Linked DNA regions of Homo sapiens: region 1 is linked to region 2. Evidence: read pairs that join two places in POLR2A ChIA-PET (ENCODE). Cell type or tissue: K562. All regions are shown on one strand. Links, peaks and the distances in the headings refer to the core of each region. The heading gives the core; the rest is flanking DNA. Region 1 holds the start of LINC02476 (long intergenic non-protein coding RNA 2476). Region 2 overlaps CPED1 (cadherin like and PC-esterase domain containing 1).

Evidence for each region. ChIA-PET counts read pairs that join two places held together with the same protein. Peaks named below come from ENCODE experiments on the same cell type or tissue, not always from the same donor. Only the 100,000 strongest peaks of a DNase experiment are listed, where the experiment ranks them.
Region 1: POLR2A ChIA-PET joins it to region 2 with 5 read pairs; 1 of 35 experiments calls an interaction of 5 or more read pairs at or near these places.

What each region holds. Positions count from the first base shown.
Region 1 is chr7:119,906,197-119,909,118 of GRCh38, reverse strand. It overlaps LINC02476 (long intergenic non-protein coding RNA 2476), which reads left to right and starts at 1,744. Exons shown (of 5, transcript NR_131960.1): 1 at 1,744-1,826. In K562, for the core only: no CTCF peak of the experiment used is centred there; a DNase peak (open chromatin) is centred at 1,638; H3K4me3 peaks cover 1,730 bases.
Region 2 is chr7:121,074,876-121,077,797 of GRCh38, reverse strand. All of the region lies in intron 5 of CPED1 (cadherin like and PC-esterase domain containing 1), which reads right to left. Among named protein-coding and RNA genes, the nearest start is that of CPED1, 88 kb to the right of the region's middle. In K562, for the core only: a CTCF peak has its summit at 1,772; DNase peaks (open chromatin) are centred at 717, 1,287 and 1,767; H3K4me3 peaks cover 1,106 bases.

The DNA.
Region 1 (2,922 bases), core at 242-2,741, 1.2 Mb after region 2:
TTCTGAGGCCTCCCTAGCAATGTAGAACTGTAAGTCCAATTAAACTTCTTTTTCTTCCCAATCTTGAGTATGTCTTTATCAGCAACGTAAATACAGACCAGTACTGCAAATTGGTACCAGTAGAGTGGGACACTGCCGAAAAGATACCCAAAAATTTGGAAGTGACGTTGGAACTGGGTAACAGGCAGAGGTTGAAACAGTTTGGAGGGCTCAGAAGAAGACAGGAAAATGTGGGAAAGGTTGGAACTTCCTACATAATTATTGAATGGCTTTGCCCAAAAGTCTGATAGTGATATGGACAATAAGGTCCAGGCTGAGGTGGTCTCAGATGGAGGTGAGGAACTTATTGAGAATTGGAGCCAAGGTGACTCTTGTTATGTTTAAGCAAAGAGACTGGCAGCATTTTGCCCATGCCCTAGAGATTTGTGGAACTTTGAACTTGAGAGAGATGATTTAGGGTATCTGGCAGAAGCATTCTGCCAGATTTAGGGTATCTTGCAGAGGCAACAAAGCATTCAAGAGGTGACTTGGGTACTGTTAAAGATACTCAGTTTTATAAGGGAAGCAGAGCATAAAAGTTTGGAAAATTTGCAGCCTATTTGATAGAAAAGAAAAACCCATTTTCTGAGGAGAAATTTAAGCTGGCTTCAGAAATTTGTATAAGCAGCAAGGAGCCAAATGTGAATGAATTCCCAAGACCATGGGGAAAATGTCTCCAGGCCACGTCAGAGACCTTCATGGAAGCCCCTCCTGTAACAGGCCCAGAGGCCCAGGAGAAAAAAGTAATTTTGTGGGCCAGGCTCAGGGTCCCCATGCTGTGTGCAGCCTGAGGACTAGATGCCCTGTGTCCCAGCTGCTCCAGCACTGGCTGAAAAGGGCCAATGTCCAGCTCAGGCTGGCTTCAGAGGGTGGAAGCTGCCAAGCCTTGGCAGCTTCCACATGGTGTTGATCCTGAGGGTGCACAGAAGTCAAGAATTAAGGTTTGGGAATTTCTGCCTAGATTTCAGCAGATGTATGGAAATGCCTAGATTCCCAGGCAAAAGTTTGCTGCAGGGGCGGGGCGCTCATAGAGAACCTCTTCTAGGGCAATGTGAAAGGAAATGTGGGGTTGGATACCCCACGTAGAGTCCCTACTGCAGCACTGCCTAGTGGAGCTGTGAGAAGAGGACTACCGTCCTTCAGATCCCAGAATGGTAGATTCCCCGATAGCTTGCACTTTGCACCTGGAAAAGCTGCAGACACTCAAAGCCAGCCGTTAAAGCAGCCAGGAGGGAGACTGTACCCTGCAGAGCCACAGGGGCGGAGCTGCCCAAGACCGTGGGAACCCACCTCTTGCATCAGCGTGACCTGAATGTGAGACCTGGAGAAAAAGGAGATAATTTTGGAGCTTTAAAATTTGACTGCCCCACTGGATTTTGGACTTGCATGGGCCCTGTAACCCCTTTTTTGGGGCCAATTTCTCCCATTTGAAATGGCTGTTGTGTCTAGGAAGTAACTAGCTTGTTTTTGATTTTACAGGCTCATAGGTAGAAGGGACTTGCATCGTCTCAGAGACTTTGGACTTCAGGCTTTTGGGTTAATGCAGAAATGAGTTAAGACTTAACGGTGATTGTTGGGAAGGCAGTACCCCAGGGAGAGGTAATTGAATCATGAGGGCCGGTCTTTCCTGTGCTGTTCTCCTGATAGTGAATAAGTCTCGCGAGATCTGATGGGTTTATCAGGGGTTTCCGCTATTGTTTCGTCCTCATTTTCTCTTGCTGCTACCATGGAAGAAGCGACTTTCGCCTCCCGCCGTGATTCTGAGGCCTTTCCAGCCATGTCAAACTGTAAGTCAAGTTAAACCTCTTTTCCTTCCCAGTCTCAAGTACGTCTTTATTAGCAGCGTGAATATGGACTAATACACACACACACACACACACACACACACACACACACACACATCTGAGGCACAGAAAGAGAATAGCACATATTTTCACTAAAAATTAAAAAAAACAAACTTCAGCTCATGAAAGTACAGAGTAAGCCGGGCGCGGTGGCTCACGCCTGTAATCCCAGCACTTTGGGAGGCCGAGGCGGGCAGATCATGAGGTCAGGAGATCAAGACCATCCTGGCTAACACGGTGAAACCCCGTCTCTACTAAAAATACAAAAAATTAGCCGGGCGCGGTGGTGGGCGCCTGTAGTCCCAGCTACTCCGGAGGAGTATGGCGTGAACCTGGGCGGCAGAGCTTGCAGTGAGCTGAGATAGCGCCACTGCAGTCCGGCCTGGGCGAAAGAGCGACACTCCGTCTCAAAAAAAAAAAAAACAAAACAAAAAGAAAGTACAGAGTAAAATTGTGGGTTTTAGTAGCTGGGGAGGGTAGAGGGAGGGAAGAATGGGGAGAAGTTGTTTAACAGGTATCAAGTGTTAGGGGATTAGAAAGAAAGTAGTTCAGTTGTACTGCATCCCTGTAGGGTGAATATAGTTGACTACAATTTGTTGTTATGTTCTTAAAACTTAAAGGAGAGAATTTTAAATGTTCACAACACAAAGAAATAACCAAGGTTTGAGGTGATGGATATGCTAATTACCCTGATTTGATCAGTACACGTTGTACACAAAAATATCACCCTGTGTTCCATAAATGTGTACAATTAATACATATCAAGTAAAAATAAAAGGAAAGAAAACGTGCTCAACATCCTTAGTCCTTAAGGACATGTACGTTAAATCACAATTAGATACCACTGCATAGCTACTGGAATGGAAAACGAACAAAACAAGCAAATACCTGGAAATACAAATGCTAGTGAAGATGTGAATTAAATATTCATACACGATTGATGGGGATGCAAACTGATGCAGCCTCTTTAAAATGCATTTTGGAAGTTTGTTACCAAGTGAAACATATACTTATCACCTGAACCATCAATTCCACAACA
Region 2 (2,922 bases), core at 165-2,664:
TTACATTTAAAAAAATTAGTATGTTTGTAAATATGTAAGTGTATCTATTTTAAAACAAAGCATATTGTTAATATACATTTTAAATACATATTGTATAAATGGAAAAATATATAAAATATATTAATACATATATATATAATGTATGCATTATTGAGCCTACTTTCCTTTCTATTATTTTTAACTCAACAATATGGTTGGAACATTTTTGTAACATTAAATGTAGATATCCATTATTTATGTCTTCAGTTTCCCACCAATAAATGTGCAATAATTTGTTCACACTTGAATTATGTAGCATTCTAGTATGTAAAAATTGCACATGAATGGGAAAGGTATGTAATTTCACTAAATTCATTTTTTGCTTTCTTTTTGCTTATCTGTATTTTCTATTCTTTTCATATGAATGTCTTACTGTTTAATAAAGACATAATAAAAGCAAAAGCTAAAAGGAATGAAAAAATGCATGTCCAGTCATTTTTAAAATTTGACTTCCATTTTCATTAACTTCCTTCTCATGGATGGCTAGAAACCTAAAAAGGATACAGGAAAGAAAAAGAAGAACATGTCTACTAAGTTTCATTTTTGATAAATAGAGAGAATCACAAAAAAGTGGGGGTAGAAAATATACCCACCACCACTGATTGCTGTTAATCTACTCTAGAGTTCCTTATCTGGAGTCATTATTTTCAGACTGAACTCTCCCAAGTTTCATGGGGGATGGAGTGGTGTCAAGCAGGAGTCTCCAGGGGCCACCAGGAGGAAGAAAATAAAGGGCAAAGAGGAGGATACAGGGCAGAGGATCCTACCCTTTATCACAGTCATTCTATTTCTTTCTTGGTTATATGGGACTCCTGAGTATTTTTTTTTAAAGTTTAGAGCTTTAAAAAAATCCACCAATATCCACTGCAATCTAGATCAATGTTCTTTCTTTCTGATTTAGGTTTTTCTGGCCATATATCATACACCCTCACTTTTTTCTTTACAAGATCCGTGGAGAAGAAAAGCTAAAGCCCGATAGTCAGCAAGAAATAGCAGATTTATTCCCTTTTCCCTGAATACAGAACCATTAGGATGAAGACACTTCCCAGAGAGCTAATCTATAAGAAGTACTAAAACATTGCTGGATAAGAAGAGAGAGAAAACTCTCACCATTGTCTTCCTATTCCATCCTCTGGCAGTCAGCACTTAGCTTCTCCTCAAATGAAAGGTGAACGAATACTAAAAGACTTGGGTTGAAATGTACAAAACTATGAGTCAGCCTGAAAAAATTACTTGTTCATCTCCAGACCACATGCATAAGGATCAACCAACCACATAAGAAAGGGTCAAACCTGTCCTTTTAGATAGCAGTAACAGTCTCTCAGCTGCAATGGTAACCACCCAGAAATTGATCCTATATTATGAAAGCTGTTACTATCTTTCTACCTAGTTTATGGACAATATTAAAACTAGTTCTCTAGTTCTTTCACACATGTAGAAAGCTTATTATTTAAAATGGTTAATTATGTCTCGCAGGAGTGGGGAATTATATTTTTGATTTATCCTACCCTTATTATTTGCCCCATAGCATCAGCTCAATATCGAGCTCATAATGCATACATAGAGAAATCAGTCCAGGCATTGCCAAAACTCTCTGATAATTGGCAGTGTTCCCCTTCCTTAATTCTGGCCCCCATGGTTAGCATGTTTCATTCAAAATTATTAGAGTGACTATTATATATTAGGGACTATGACCATGTACTGAATTTGAAAAGTGAAAAAATAATGTCCCACCCTCAGGGCGTCTCAGTCCTTGTGGGGGAGACAAACACATACAAATACAGCTGACTCTTGAACAACATGGGTTTGAACTGCATGGGTTCACTAATATGTAGATTGTTTTTTCAATAAATATATTGGGAAAAATTTTGGAAATTTGCAACGATTTTTTAAAAAGCTCAAAGTTGAACCACACAGCCAAGTAATATTTTAAAAATTAAGAAAAAGATATGCCATGAAAATGTAAAATATATGTAGATTTCAGCCTATTTCATCACTTACTATCATGCAATGTACATAAATCTTACAAAAAGTTAAAATTTATTGATGGGTGGATCACGTGAGGTCAGGAGTTCGAGACCAGCCTGACCAATATGGTGAAACCCTACCTCTACTAAAAATAACAAAAATTAGCCGGGCATGGCAGCACATGCCTGTAATCCCAGCTACTCAGGAGGCTGAGGCAGGAGAACTACTTGAACCTGGGAGGAGAAAGTTGCAGCAAGATCGCGCCACTGCACTCCAGCCTGGGTGACAGAACAAGACTCTGCCTCAAAAAAAATAAATAAAAACTTATACACATGAACATATTGAGACCATGCATGGCACTGTAGAGAGAAAGGTAAACAAATGTAAAAATGCAGTATTAAATCATAACAGCATAAAATTAACGGTAGTATACACCATACTACTATAATAATTTTGTAGCCATCTCCTGTTGCTATCGCAGTGAGCACAAGTATTTCCAGTGTTTGCTTAAAATGACTTGTGATGCTAATCATTTTCTCCTGAGCAATTTGTCAGACCAGTAAACTGTGTATTGCAGTAAAAACTAAAAAAAATAAAATAAAACCTCCTGTTGTTCTTGTGTATTTTTCATCTTGTTTAATGCCATGCTGTAACCTTGAATAACACCGTAGGACTCATACAAAGTACCTCTAGTAATGCTGAAAATGCTCCCAAGAAGGAGACAAATCCACAACATCACAGGAAAATGCTGAATGCCTTGATGTGTACCACAGATTGAGGTCTGTAGCTGCAGTTGCCCACCATTTTAAAATAAATGAATCCAGCATATGGACCATGGTAAACAAAAGAAAATAAAATTCATAAAGCCATCACTGCAGCTACACAAGCAGGTGTGAAAACATTGCATTTTTTGTG